Regions from separate parts of the Homo sapiens genome. Here all the other regions are linked to region 1. A link is a loop called in an ENCODE intact Hi-C map of the cell type or tissue named here. Cell type or tissue: IMR-90. All regions are shown on one strand.

Evidence for each region. Hi-C counts contacts between places; a loop is a spot of excess contacts. Peaks named below come from ENCODE experiments on the same cell type or tissue, not always from the same donor. Only the 100,000 strongest peaks of a DNase experiment are listed, where the experiment ranks them.
Region 2: it touches region 1 in a loop (8-fold over the local background); 17 of 110 quality-filtered maps call a loop at or near these places.
Region 3: it touches region 1 in a loop (2.6-fold over the local background); 84 of 110 quality-filtered maps call a loop at or near these places.

What each region holds. Positions count from the first base shown.
Region 1 is chr10:87,653,639-87,658,638 of GRCh38, forward strand. No RefSeq gene overlaps it. Among named protein-coding and RNA genes, the nearest start is that of PAPSS2, 3.7 kb to the right of the region's middle. In IMR-90, a CTCF peak has its summit at 3,017 (motif pointing right); a DNase peak (open chromatin) is centred at 3,903; H3K27ac peaks cover 1,107 bases.
Region 2 is chr10:88,550,264-88,555,263 of GRCh38, forward strand. The region is part of intron 4 of RNLS (renalase, FAD dependent amine oxidase); the gene reads right to left. Among named protein-coding and RNA genes, the nearest start is that of RNLS, 31 kb to the right of the region's middle. In IMR-90, a CTCF peak has its summit at 3,107; a DNase peak (open chromatin) is centred at 3,108.
Region 3 is chr10:87,720,205-87,725,204 of GRCh38, forward strand. PAPSS2 (3'-phosphoadenosine 5'-phosphosulfate synthase 2) reads left to right here. Exons shown (of 13, transcript NM_001015880.2): 8 at 1,552-1,566. Among named protein-coding and RNA genes, the nearest start is that of PAPSS2, 63 kb to the left of the region's middle. In IMR-90, no CTCF peak of the experiment used is centred here; no DNase peak of the experiment used is centred here.

The DNA of each region.
Region 1 (5,000 bases):
TTTCAAATAAACCTCTAGTGACATAGATTAAGATCTATTTCACCTTGCTAAACACCTTTTAAAATAACCTGTTGGCTGGGCGCGGTGGCTCATGCCTGTAATCCCAGCACTTTGGGGGGCCGAGGCAGGTGGATCACCTGAGGTCAGGAGTTTGAGACCAGCCTGGCCAACATGGTGAAACCCCATCTCTACTAAAAAGTACAAAAATTAGTTGGGTGTGGTGGCAGATGCATGTAATCCCAGCTACTCAGGTGGCTGAGACAGGAGAATTGCTTGAACCTGGGAGGCGGAGGTTGCAGTGAGATCGCGTCACTGCACTCCAGCCTGGGCGACAAGAGTGAGACAATTCTTAAAAAAAAAGAAAAAAAAAAGAACCTGTTGAAGTCTGAAAAACTCAGCCAATTAGTTATTAATAACTGAAGTAAATGATTTGTCTGACATTAAACAAGTGTAACTGTTGTTTTCGCTAAGGTTTGTTGAATTTTGAAGTATATCTCCATAAATACCCAAATTGTTTCTCCTTTATGCAATGTGTGAGTACACTAATAAATATACTTTTTTTACGTGAATACAAAAACTAGATAATAACTTCAAACTGGATTCATTCAAGAAATGGCAGAAGAGCATTACTTTTGCCTGGGAGTAAGGATTTTTCCACTGGCCACCTAAGATCTCTGGGCAGCCTTTTGGTGATAGGGTCAGTGCTGCCAGTGCAATGTTTGCCTATCACTTTTTCTCTGTGTACTATACCTGGGTATTTACTGATAGGCTGGAGTACTTCAGGAAGGAAGAACCAGAAATAGCAGGGTAAGAAGTGAATACCTCATGCAGCCCGAGGCATCAGCTGAAGCAGCTTTGGCCATCAGTAGGGTGACAGATCACCCTCCTGTTCAACTTCCTTTTAACCTTGAAAACTCAGGCTAAATATCACCAGTCATAGGATCTCTTCATAGTCCAGCAGTCATCACCTCTGTTTTTATGTACTTTTTAAATTACTCTAAATATCCTTTTATTCCAGCAATTAATCACATTTCCTTAGAATTATTTGTGTACAGCTGGGCACGGTGGCTCATGCCTGTAATCTCAGCACTTTGGGAGGCCGAGGCGGGTGGATCACGAGGTCAGGAGTTCAAGACCAGCCTGACTAAGGTTGTGAAACCCTGTCTCTACTAAAACTACAAAAATTAGCCAGGTGCGGTGACAGATGCCTGTAATCCCAGCTACTCGGGAGGCTGAGGCAGGAGAACCGCTTGAACCCAGGTGACACAGGTTGCAGTGAGCCAAGATGGTGCCACTGCACTCCAGCCTGGGCAACAGAGTGAGGCTCCATTTCAAAAAAAAAAATCAGAATTATTTGTGTACATCTCCATCTCCCACATCAGACCATGGGCACCTCAGGACAGTGACTTCTCCTTCTTGGACCTGGGAAGTGTCCCTAATTACTACTGAACAAATGGGAGGCCAGCCACATGGCTAACACACTCCGAAGGGCATGAAGAAGAGAACGTGCAAAAGCACGCTGCTACCTGATTATATGTGGTAGGTCCTCAGTTACAACTTTCCCTACTCTTCAATTGCATTTTCTAAAATCAGCAATACAGATACTTATAATTTTCTGAACATACCATGTTATTTCATGCATCTCTCTGCTTTACAATTTTCAAGCTTACACACACATCCATCTTACAGAGGGGAGTGCTGACAAAAACCCTACCACTTGTGTTTTTTGTTTGTTTGTTTTGTTTTGAGACAGGGTCTCACTCTGTCACCCACGCTGGAGTGCAGTGACACAATCTTGGCTCACTGCAACCTCCGCCTTCTGGATTCAAGTGATTCCCGTGCCTCAGCCTTTCAAGTAGCTGGGATTACAGGTGCGCACCACCACGCCTGGCTTTTTTTAAAATTTTTTTGTATTTTTTGTAGAGACGGGGTTTCACCGTGTTGGCCAGGCTGGTCTTGAACTCCTGACCTCAAATGATCCACCCGCCTCAGCCTCCCAAAGTGCTGAGATTACAGGCCTGAGCCACCATGCCTGGCTCCTACCATTTTTTAAAGTCTCAGTTCATATATGATCTTTCCCCAAGAAAATCTGACATCAGTCCCCACTCTCCTCCCAAGGTTGAACTAGATGTCCCTCCTTTGTGCACTCACAATCTCCTTTAATTTACTGACCAGTTTAATCCATATTCTGGGTTTCTTTGAGAGAAAACAATGACTGATGCCCACAGTGAACTCAATGTTCTTCAACAGGAGGATGCACTGAAATGCCCAGACACTTCTTCACCTAAGCTGCGTGTTTGCTGGGATCCATTGTTTGTTCTCAAACCTATTTCTGCCAGTCGTACTTGTTAGTTTAATTAAGTAATTTAACTAGATGTCACTTGAGTGAATAGCACATGAGTGAAAGAGTTGTGTTTTCTATGAAAACAGATGGATGCTTTGGAAAGATAAGATGCTAGAAATCGTACTTTTGAATGAGCCATAGGCAAAACTACAGACAGGATAGGGGAGGGGTATGTAGTAATCTTGAAAGAATCTCCTTTCAGATTTTTTTAAGTGCCCTTAATTTCTAACTTCACTTTATAAAATTCCAACCTGGAAATTGTTGAAGATGCCTAATGAAAGTAGTTTATGAAGTTCCTATCAGTAGACTCATGTCACAATTAGAAGCCTTTGGCCCCATATCAAAAGATTAGTGACGTGTATGTGTTAAGTCAAAATAAAATGTCTAAGGCATGCACGTATCATCTTTACCTGTTCAACCAATTATGTATTGAAGTGATGGGGAACCAGTGGGCGGCAGGAAGGGAGTCGGGTATCTTTCTCTTTCAATAGATTGTGAGTTTCTTGAAGACAGGGACCACATCTTGCTCATCTAAGTAGTACCTGTGCCTGAGAAAAGTGTTCAGATCCTCAAAGATTTTCACTAAGTGCTCTTCACCCAGTGGAATGCTGCACTTATTTTTGTTTAGGGGGTTTCAGGTCTTGTTCAGCATTTATGCATTACAACCACGAGGGGGCAATATAGTCACATTCCTTGTAATGACCACCCAGTGGTGTTGCCTCCACGTTAGAGCCCCTAATATGATGAGCCCCCCTAAAATGCATTGGAGAAACTGTGGCATAAACATCTCACCAACACTGGCATTCTTTGTATATCCTTCTCCTGTTTATTTGGAGGAGTTGACTGATTCTATCTTTTCTAAACAATATAAGGATCAACTAGCAATCACCATTTTATTAAGTTATGCAAGTGCAGACAGCTTCTGGAAGGAAGAAATGAAAATGAGATGGTGGAGAAGGGGTGGTACAGGGGAAACCTTCATGTAAATGTTATCAGTAGTATCAGGGATGATCAATTGGCACAATGTTATCTATGGTGTTTTTCAGGGAAGTCTTGGAGGGAACACTACTGAAGAAGTTACAGATTCTGTGTCTATATGAAGCAGAAGACCTCAATCCTTCCTCTGTCCCCTGAATGAGTCTTCTCCCAGTTCCTATATGTCCGAATCATAGGCTCCGAAAATTAAGTTTCTCGTTGCTCATATCTTTTCAGAAGGAATGTCCTCTCCTAAGAGCAAGAGGGTAGTGAGATGAAAAAGAAATCTATTGCCTTTAAAAGGAAAGACCCTGAGAAAATAAAAAAAGAGTGTTTTGCTTTTTAGTAAACTGCTGTGCTGAATCACGACTAAATTGGTGATCTGTGACATCAAAGGGTCATAAACAGCCTAGCTTGAGTCCAAAAGAACTGAGGCCTCCATTTTCACAGTAAAAGAATGCCTATTCCAAAATAATTTTTGAGAATGAATGAAATCTAAAACAAGATAAGCAGTCCTGTTTACAGTTATCATGGGGTATTGAAATAGTTGGCGTGGAAGTTGGGTGACTCAGTGGGCAGGACATTTGGGGTCAGAGCACTTGGGAAGTCAGGCTGACCTGCGTTAAAGCCTCAGCTCTGCTCCTAACTAGTGACTACGGTCAGATGCCCTCCCTTCCCTAAGCGCCAGTTTTACATTGCTCATATGTAAAATACAGGAATGGGGAAATTGGACAAATGATCTCACAACCTCTCCCAGATCTAAACAATCATATATTTCTTTTCCAGGAAGTAGCTTACGTATTTGTCCTTAACTTCCTGTTTCAAGAAGACAGCTTTTTGTTTTTAGATGCAATATAAAAACAAAATAACAATCACGCAAATTGCTATTTTTCTTTTTTTTTTTTTGAGATGGAGTTTCACTCTTGTTACTCAGGCTGGAGTGCAATGGCGCAATCTCGGCTCACTGCAATCTCTGCCTCCCGGGTTCAAGCGATTCTCCTGCCTCAGCCTCCCAAGTAGCCGGGATTACAGGCATATGCCATCACATCTGGCTAATTTTGTATTTTTATTAGAGACAGGGTTTCATCATGTTGGTCAGTCTAGTCTCGAACTCCTGATACCAGGTGATCTGACTGCCTCGGCCTCCCAAAGTGCTGGGATTACAGGCATGAGCCACCGTGCCAGGCCGCAAATTGCTATTTTTCAATTCACATTTACTTTACCTTTTCTTAGGGCAAGATCTGGCAGAGTCTAAGATATGGTGGAAACTAATATAAAAGGATTTTTCCAATGAAATAAGAATAGGATGTTGCTATTTAAACTTCATATACATTTAAAATGTGCTAGTTTGTATGCAGAACAGAAACTCAAACTCAGTATTTGCCCCTAGCTGCTTACATTGGAAGGCAGTGGTGGCAGTTTACTCAAAATGAGTAAGAAAATAAATCAGCTTACAACTCTAGACTGTACAGACATGCAGGCTGCCTTTTACGTTTCTGACTCCTGATTTATTTTTCTTTCCCACCTTCCCACGGCGAAGGGCAGTCAATGAATACTCAGATCAAGTGTCTGTCTGGAAAGCTGGCAGTCTTCCAGAAATACAATTAGGTATGAAAGAAAAGTCCCATCCCTCACCTCCATAGAATATTACTCCAACTCTTTCACAGCAGGAACACTAGAG
Region 2 (5,000 bases), 900 kb after region 1:
AGGATAAAAGGAATTTGTTTTCCTTTGGTAACTGATTTTTTTTCCTTCAATGTAACTTATGTAGATATTAGGTGATGGAATAGTTGAGGCCACAGAAGAGTACAAATTGAGGGAATCTAATTTTCTCCTATTTGTCTGCAATATTTAATCAAGTACAACGGGGATTTTGTCATTCAATTAATAATTCATTCATTTAAGAAATATTTACTTGGGGAAGTACAAAGTGGTAGAGATAGAGAAAGACTCAAGAAACTCAAATTCAGTGGTTGAAAAAGACAAATAAACTAACCATTTTTTAAAATCCAATTGGATCCTGGTTTGAATATAAGCCTTTTTGTTTCCTCCCCCAAAATCTAATGTATTCAGCAAAGGTGTAAATGTGTTAACTAAGGTGTTTATAAACAACAATAAAATATTTCTCTCTCACTCACCCACATTAACATTTTATAAACACATTTTCTGATATCTACATCCTATGAATTTGTGTTTAACTAATTCACACTTCAAACAGCAATTACACACACACATATGCCTGCCTCTTCAGAGAATCATTTTAGATTGGATTTAGATTGAGAAGGGATCTTAGAGATCTAGGGTTCAATGGTCTCATTTTACAGAGGAGAAAGATGAAGTCCAGATAGATTGGCATTTGCCCGAGGTAACCATTTAGAGGCTGATATTTAGGATTCTATATAGAACTATAATTATTCTGATTCAATTTTATAGTTTGTTCAGTTTTTCCAAAGAAAATACACACCCGCAAATTCCCCTTTCTCAAATCAGGAACTCTTGCTATATTAAACCCAGAAGGCATGGCTCATCAAGTGAACCACATGGATCAGCTGTCCACCTCCTTAACTGCGCCGTCTCTTCTTCGTGCCTGATGTCCCCAGGCCACCCAGGCCAAGATATAGAAGAAAAGCCAAAAAACTACTTTACTGAAGCCAGCATAGGTTTTCAAAATTTGCCTCATATGTCTAAAGTTAAAATATCAAAACAAACCTCTTATTAAAAATCAAAATGGTCAATTTTATCTAAAATTTTTTAATATTTTCAAAAGTCTAAAGAAAGAAACCACTGCTTCCCCCTTTAAAAAGAATTCTGCTTTCAGCTGATACAGAAAAATCAACTAATGTGGATGGCAAGATCTGAGAACTATTTAGGGAACTTCGGCCTGTCCATGGACTAATAGTCACACTTATTTATGAAAATGCGTATTTCTGTATTTTTAACTTGTTAATGACATCATTGGGCATATGGATTTGAATTGGTGCTCAAGTGAAAACTTCTACTGCTCCTACTTTGGAGTTTGTGCTCAAATGAAAACATCTAGTGCTTGTGATCATAATACACATGAATTTTTCAAAAAATCTTTAAAATATTTTAGAATTGGAAGAGACTGGAGAAAATGACTGGTTGCAAAAAAAAAAAGAAGAAGAACACAAGCTTTGTAGTCAGTATTTTGGCTCTTCTGGTGGGTAGTTTTGCAGGGTTAGAAGGTCACTTTTATCTCTCCCATCTTGCTCTATATGGTGGGGATAATAACAACGCTGGGTTGTTTTAAGAATTGTTACCAACCAGTAAAATATCTAGCACATAATGGGTACTCATAAGTTGGAGCTATTGTTATTTACTCTAGTTCTAAATTCCCATCTGACGATGTGTTTGAAGAAAGTGCAGCAGCAAGGGAATGAAAACGAACTAAAGTTTGTTTCTTAGCAATTGAGTGCCAGGCACATAACGAACACAAGTCAAATGGCAGCAGCAGTTTCTTTCATTGACCACTTAGCATATGCCAGCAATTTACTAGATGCTTTAACACATTATCTTATTTATTAATCTTCCCAAATGCCCTCATGAGGTAGGACTTATCACTTCATTACACAGAAGAGGAATCAGAGACTCAGAGAGATCAAGTAACTGTCCCCAAGGTCACACAGCTAACAAGCAGCAGAGCCAGAACTGGTAAGAAAGGCAGAAGAAATGAGCAGAGGCTGCCCTAAAGCCAACCTGTAAACAAAGCAGGGAAGCTCAGAAGCAACTAGAAGATAAGTGCAACAGACATGTCTTCCCACTGTGAGCTCCTTAAGAACTAGGCTAGGTCTCATTAAAGGATGGAAGCCCAGACTCTGGGACAATTCCAGGAACACAGTGAGTGCTGAACAGATGTATGTGTATTATAATAAATTGGAATGCAATAAGCATTTGGGCAATAAGGAATCACATTTGCTCTAAGCAAAGTGTTTGCGATAACAGCAAATGTAAAAGGTAGAAGAGTAGTAAGGATATTCATGCTTAAGGACAACAGTTACTGATTAAAATATTTTATAAATCTATTGTCTGATAATGACAATTGTGTTCACAGATTTTTCCTCAATTATATTATTATATAAAGATTTCAATCACTGAGTGCTATCATCTTAAAATGTGAAGGACTATGATGAGGATACATACACACTATACACACAGACACACATATACACACACATATATAGGGAATAGCTTAAAATGTATTCTATTGTATATGCTATATGGAAAAAATCTACATGAAAGAAAATTCTCTATGAACGTTGTAAAAATAACCCAACAGCTTAGTTTTCTTTCATTCAAATAATACCTATGACTTAAAGTCATGATAAAAATCAATTCACAATTTATTAAGTTAGATATGTGCAACTACATTTATACAAATAAAACCTCGGTAATTTGATAGCTTACTATTTTAGGGGGAATAGGGACTATTATGAAAACAAAGAGAACCTTAGTCTATCAGAATTTTCAAAAAGACAAACAAAAACATGGGTCAAACTAAAATTCTCCATAGGAACAACCTACATACAGACACATCCAGTGACTAAATTGTGTTTATGTATTTCTTAAGCAATGGATGGAGTTCATTTTGACAATTTGTTTACTAAGAATTGCACCAGAAAACTGCCTATTCATTTTCTTTCTGTTTGGCAAACAAAGCATGACACATAGCAATATAAAAGAAAAATATAATCCTGGGATGCATTTGCAATCATCACAGAGAACTGCCCTAAATTGTCTTAAGCCTGTGGCATTGGCTTTCAGAAGAACATTTAAACACTGCCACATGCTGTTCATCTGTGTGTCCTGCAGTCTGAGAGTTCCAGGTCCCCACTTGGCCTCAATAGAAGGTTGAATCACAAGTACTGTCAGGCTTATAAAGCTCTTAACTTCTCAAAACCACCAAATGGTCTTGAAAAAGAGAAGTATAACAATCTTAAGAATCTAATGGTAATCTCTCATTAAGATTTTATATAGTACACAATTGTAGTCATGACAAAGCACAGTCTCCATGAGCACACTGCTTCCTAGTAAAGGAGCAGAGACCCTACCATTAAGATTTTATATATAATGCACTAAATTTACTAATGTGTTTGAATTTTTTCTTTTATGAATTTCGTAACATTCCGTCTTTATTAATGCTAATTCTACATTGTACCACATAGAAGCCTGGTTCTTTAAATATATTAGTTCAAGTCTACCTCTATGTACGCTAAAGAAACATATACCCACCTCGTCTAAAAACTAGAAAAACATCCAGATGCCTATAATATACTTCAAGGTAGAAATCATGCTTTATTCAGTTTTGTCTTTTCTGTGACTGGTAAGAGAAGAGATCCTAAGAAAATATTTATTGAAAAAATAAATGGATACATAAATGTTTTAAGCAGAGTTCACAATTTCTAAAGAATGAACACCACATCCTGAAAGAAACTACCATTTACTTTTAGTTTCCTTTTTTTATAAAAATATATATGGAAAGATTCAAAATTAGTTGTCAGTTTTACATACTTCGCCCACAATGAGCAACATCACCAACCAAAAGAAAAAAGGCACTGAATCATTGTTGAAATCATTGTTGATTTTAATTAGTTTGATCCAAAAAAAAAAAGCTGAACTTGGGCATGTTATTCTATGTTCTTATTTGAAGTCCTTAATTTTAACATTTGTTGTATAAAACATTCCAATTGAAAACATATAAATAGTAAATGGAAAAAATCTTACATGTATGCAGCGTAAATAGCATTAACTAACTTTTTGATTCATTTATTCATTCACTCAAATATTTAAAGTATGTAATGTGCTTAGAGAAGATCAAGTCGTGGAGGGGAAAAATATTGACTGATTGCAGTTTAAACTTATGATCACTAATTTGAATTGAGTCTTAGTGCTGCCTAGCTATCCTACTATATTCTACTCAATTCACCCCCACTACATGACCACAGAACACTTCCCCTCTCTCTACAAATCTTCAACGTCTTCAGCCCCTCTTCAATCTCAGCTGATGATCTTGCTTCTTGTTTCTCTGGGAAAACAAATCAAGCAGAAGAGGACTTCCACAGGCCCTCACCTCCAAAAGTATCATCTATCTGTGTTGATGTGCTCTGCCCTCCTTTGTGTATTATTTTGGGAGAACTGTCTGGTTCCCATCTGAGGCCCATCCTCTGTCTCTTATTCAAGACCATGACTTCTGTAACTGTTCAATCTTGCTCCTACATAATCAATTTTCCCCTTTCTACTAGATTGTTTCCATCAGCACCTAAACATATTATAATGTATCCTATCTTAAAAATACAATACAATACAATAAAAACTTGATCCAACCTCATCTTCTAACAGCCTAATTATTTGCCCTGCTTCACAGAAAAGCTCATCTAAAAAATTGTCTATTCCGTGCCATTCTCAATAGGAGTGATATCACTCCAGAAGGTCAAAAATTAATTCTTTCAGGCAAAAATTACTTGCTCTTTGTATATGTAAGGCATAGATATATATATACAATACATAACAAAAGTATACCTGTGATACTGGAATTTCATGGAGAGGGGAGGATTAGAAAAAAATGTCTAAGAAAGCTCTTTAAGGAGGTGATCATGAAAAAGTGAGAAACACTGGTCTAAACACACTGTCTCGGTGTCCTCCCTTCCCATTTGTTTCTTGAGCCTTCTCCAATCTGGCTTTCATTCCCA
Region 3 (5,000 bases), 67 kb after region 1:
CAGATAATTCTTTATTTCATTTCAAAAATCAGAGGCAATCTACACAACAAAATGGAACTGCCTCACTCCCCCAGTAGAAGGGAGTAGGGGCTTGGGCTCCCTTTCACCTGGAGAGCAGCCTGGAGGGTATCAGGAGGAAGCCATTTGAAACGCAGCAACAGAGGCTCCTGACAGTGCCTCACCTGATGGCGTTTGGACTGAGGAGACAGAGTTAAATTGTAAAAAGTGATTTATTTCTATGTCAGAATGTTGGGCAAGATATCATTTATATAGATATCATTTAATTGTAACCAATTCATGAAGGTTTGAGTCACTGCCATTGAAAATTTGAAATGATCTCCACAGCCACAGACATGTGCCCACTTTTGTCTTCCTTCAAACCATTGCAAATTTCTTGATTACCTACAATCTGAAAGCAACATTGTTTTTATTCTGACCATGTCTCCTAAAAATATTTTGTTGGTTTTAATTTTCTCAAAGGTTTATATTTTCCCCTAAATTTAAAAATAAAATAGTTCTGTCTACTCAGTCCAAAAGCCAAAAAAAAACCCCAAAACAAAAACCAAATCACTTGTTAGAGTATATGATAATTGTGTAGTATGAGTCACTCCATATTATTACTCAAGAATCTACTTTTATATCAGTGTATCATATCACTTTATTTCTCACTAGAAGTATAGTTCCAGGGTTGTCACAGACCCTTTGATCATAAATGTCACATTTAAATTTAAAAATGCAACCTCAAGCTTGTGTTGACTGATGGCATCCAAGTAGGATCAAGACAGGGGAGCCTTGTGAGACTCCATCATTTAATGGCTATTCTTCCGCAGCTCTGACTTTCCAAGGGAGGGTGTGAGAGTACTCTGCATATATCACCAGCACTTATTGAGCACCAATTGTGTTCTGACACTGGAGTTTGACATAGATTATTACATTTAATCAGGATAATACCACTGTGAAGATATTTTGTCCACTTGAGAAAATATGTATTAGAAAGGTTAAATAACTTATTTGAAGCCTAGACTTAAATCCAGGTTGTCCTGGATCTAATGTTGGTGCTTGTTCTGCTGAGCATATTTTCATGTCCTCTAACCATGTGAGATTCTAGGATGTTCTAGGGCAGTTTGCTTCTATACTTGCTCCCAAAGCCTAGTTTGGAAACTATTCTACAGTGGTTGTGAGATCACATGTTTGCAAGAGAAAACTTCTTGGTGAAGCTGGAGGGGACATTAACATATGTTATAATTATTTTAAAACAGATATCTCTTCCCAGTGGATGGAAAAATAAATAAATAAAAAATTAGAAAACCAGATAAACATCTGAACAATGCTTTTGGATTGTATTGAACAACATTCCATACAAGTTCTGATTTCACCAGCTTTTTGCTATTATATACTCTCTATTTTTAAAAATAGCATGACAAAGCTAGTATATTTGTATGTTGTATATGTGAAGTGTCATAATAGGAATTTGTTCTTTGACATTGTTGCTGTAAGATTCGTTTGGTGGAGAGCTGAAAATGTTTCTTAATTGTGTTTATATTTCCCTAGGCATGGCCCTTCCTGGTATGTACTTTAACTTTCCAAGTAGCTAAATTATTATAATTATATATGTTAAATTAACTGGAAATGGTTAAGAACATAACTAAAAGAAAATCTACATTAACCAGTTGGAATCGCTATTAGTTCATGATCCAACCAGCTATAGTAGAATAACACTGTATTTTTCTTTAGACTGGAGTCCAAACAACAGGAAATTTCCCAACCAGATGTAGCTATTGTGTATGATGTAGCATTTGGCTGACAAAAGTAAACTTGTTTCTAAATTATCATTGTACATTTTGTTCCTGAGTCTTTTACATTTATGATCCTCTTCCAATGACTGTTGGTCCTCATTTAGTTTCACAAAGCTGGAAATTTTTTTTCCTACAGTGTTTATAAAAGATTTTAAGTTGATGAAGAATAAATCGATTTAAACTGAATGTACCTGGTTGGATTGTGTATGATTGTACTTCATTTGTTTGCAATGTATGATTATGCATGAACTTAATTTCAAGCCATTATGGTTGCTTGTTATGGAACTGGGAGTAAATATACATTTGCTGTGACTGTAAACTTCTGCATTGTACAAGAATGAAAAGGTAGAATTCTGAATATGTCATCTATCTTTGGTGTTGCTTTCATCATTGTTGTTTTTCCTTTAAAAAGCCCAGTTAAGCAATAAAAAGTAATTTAGGTTTTGCACAGAAACAGTCCCAAACAACCATGAAGCAGATCTATAAGGCTAACACAGAAGGCTTGAAAATTATTGAAAGCAAAAGAAAAATCATTCCATTGAACAATAAGCTATCTCTTGGACTTACTGTGGTTAAAGAACCACAATATTCTTTTTCAAAATAAGATATACCACAATAAAATAATCAAGGCAGTGCCCACCAGAGCCAAATGAAGCACATGAAGGAAAAGGCTGAAAACTCAAGTCAGGGTTGAAAGTCATGGGTGATGTTTCAGCACAGTTCAAGTATTACATCTTAGTAATAGTTGGATACGTTTATATATTAGAAAGGTTGATAAAGATGATAGGGAAACTACAGTAAATCTGTGTATACACATGTAGTGTTGTAGCTACAGGCTTATAAGATCAGTTGGCATTATTACTTGGCAGAACTCCTTTCTATAACATCCCACAGATTCACTTCCTTATTGAGACAACCTGCCAGAGTGTTATTTAGTCATTTCAGATTTTCACTCAAGGCCAAGATGAAGGTAGATTAGAGGCTAAATTGGTCAGGAATCTAGTGGACAAGAGGAGGTGGCTGCAACAGTGAAACATCCCTTGGATTTCAAGTCAGAATACTTGATGGAAGGCAACGTTACAGACGTGTTGCAGGCAGCGCTAGGTTCTTTCAGCACCCTGCTCCACATTTTGCTTTGCATTTTGCTTTATTTCGGCCAAGTCATTCTTTATAAGCAGAGGCAAATATCATGGTCTTCCTTTCAGCAATGTGGTCAGTAAGCAATCCACAGAAAGCATGATTTCTAGTGACAACGACAGCATTTCTGAAGGGGTTATTCTTTGTTAGCCTCTCTCCCTTTTCCTCAACTAGACTATGCAGTGGATTTAATCATCTTCCATCAGCAACCTCCATTAACATAGTGCTTTACAGTTTGCCCCCTGCAGCAACCCATGGAGATACATGTCATTTATTAGCCCATTTTTCCAGTGAGGAAACTGAGTTTAGAAAAGTTGAATGACACACATAGTAAAAGGGAGAACTGCTGCCTTTGAATTTAGTGTTCTCTGCAAAGGACTTAGCTGCTCTAATTGCCCGAGAACGTTGAAACAAAGAGTTATTTGAATGACACACCATTACTTTCTGTATGTACACAGTATCTAGTTTGTGGTTTATAAAGGGTCTCAAAGTATATTGCAGGATTTTATGATAGACCGGATTTGTTTATTGCCGGCAGTTGCTGTCTATTTCCGGTGACATTCTTTAGGTTCTAGTAACCTTTGGAGAGTGTTTAAAAGGTGCAAAGTGATATGCCTGGAAAGTTTAGTTTCATAACTACTAGGGGGAGTCTTATGCCCCGAAGGAATAGAACTCTAATCTTTAACTCTGTCAGAGGCCTTCTAAATGTTGCATTGAAAAGTTAGGTTTAAATGGCTTCATTAATCATGGCACATTCCCTCAGGTCCATAAATAACTGCATTTGCTTCCTCTGGAGTTAAATGTTTTCTTTATTCACCTTCCTTTCATTCTCTTCTGAATCTTGAACTTGAGAACTCTCACAAAATTGTCCCTAATATTATTTTGTGTTATACGCTTAACCATGAGCCCTCATTTTCTCATCTGTGAGTATAATTGAGAGAATAGCCTATTTGTGAGGGCATCATTGTAGGAGGAACACCGTTTTGTACATTTTTTTACATTATCTAGAATCATAGAGAAATGAGATGTTTTTAGAAAGCCAAATTTTATCCCTTTAAGCCCCAGACTGAAAACCAACTACACATTAACTATCTTATTTAGAAACATTTCAAAATAGTCTTACTAAAAAAAAAAAAGTATTCACTCAAAAAAAAAGAGAATATGTTCAATATAAAGGAACTTTTAAAAATGACTCTGTCATTATTAGTTTTACCAGTTATTAAACTGGGCACTAATGTAATGGTGCCCTGAAGATGGGGAGACCTGTGGGATTGTTGGCTCCCACACTAAAGAACCCCCATAACTCTGTATTTCAGTTTCAGTGTTAGAACCTTGTATAGTCAGGGTTCTCCAGAGAAACAGAACAAACAGGATGCATATCTGTGTGTCTATCTATATACAGATATGCATCTCTCTATATAGACATAGATATAAAATATATGTAACATATTTAAATAAATTTATATATATGCATGTACATATATTAATTTATACATATATTAATTATATATATACATTATTTTAATAAATTATTTATTATTATGGAGCCTTATCTCTCTATGTATTATACATTGATATCTATATATAACATATAGATATTATATCTGAATTATATAATATTTCTGATATATATCTGAATAGATAACAATATATCTGTATGTTACATATGGATATCTATGTATTATATATAGGTATACAATAAATCTCTGTCTATACACACACACACACACACACATACACACATAGAAAGAGAGAGATTTATTTTAAGGAATTGGTTCGTGTGATTGTGGAATCTGGCAAGTCCGAAAACTGGGAGGCTGGGGACCCCGAGAAGACCTGCGGTTCAAGTCCACAGGCGGTCTGCTGGCATAATTCTCTCCTTTTCTGGGGAGAAGAGTCTTTTGTCTAATTAGGCCTTTGACTGATTGGATGAGGCCCACTCACATTCTGGAGGGTACTCTACTTTACTCAAAGTCTACTGATTTAAATGTTAATCCCATCTAAAAAGTACCTCTACAGAAACATCTAGAATAATGTTTGACTAAATATCTGAGTACTGTGGCCTAG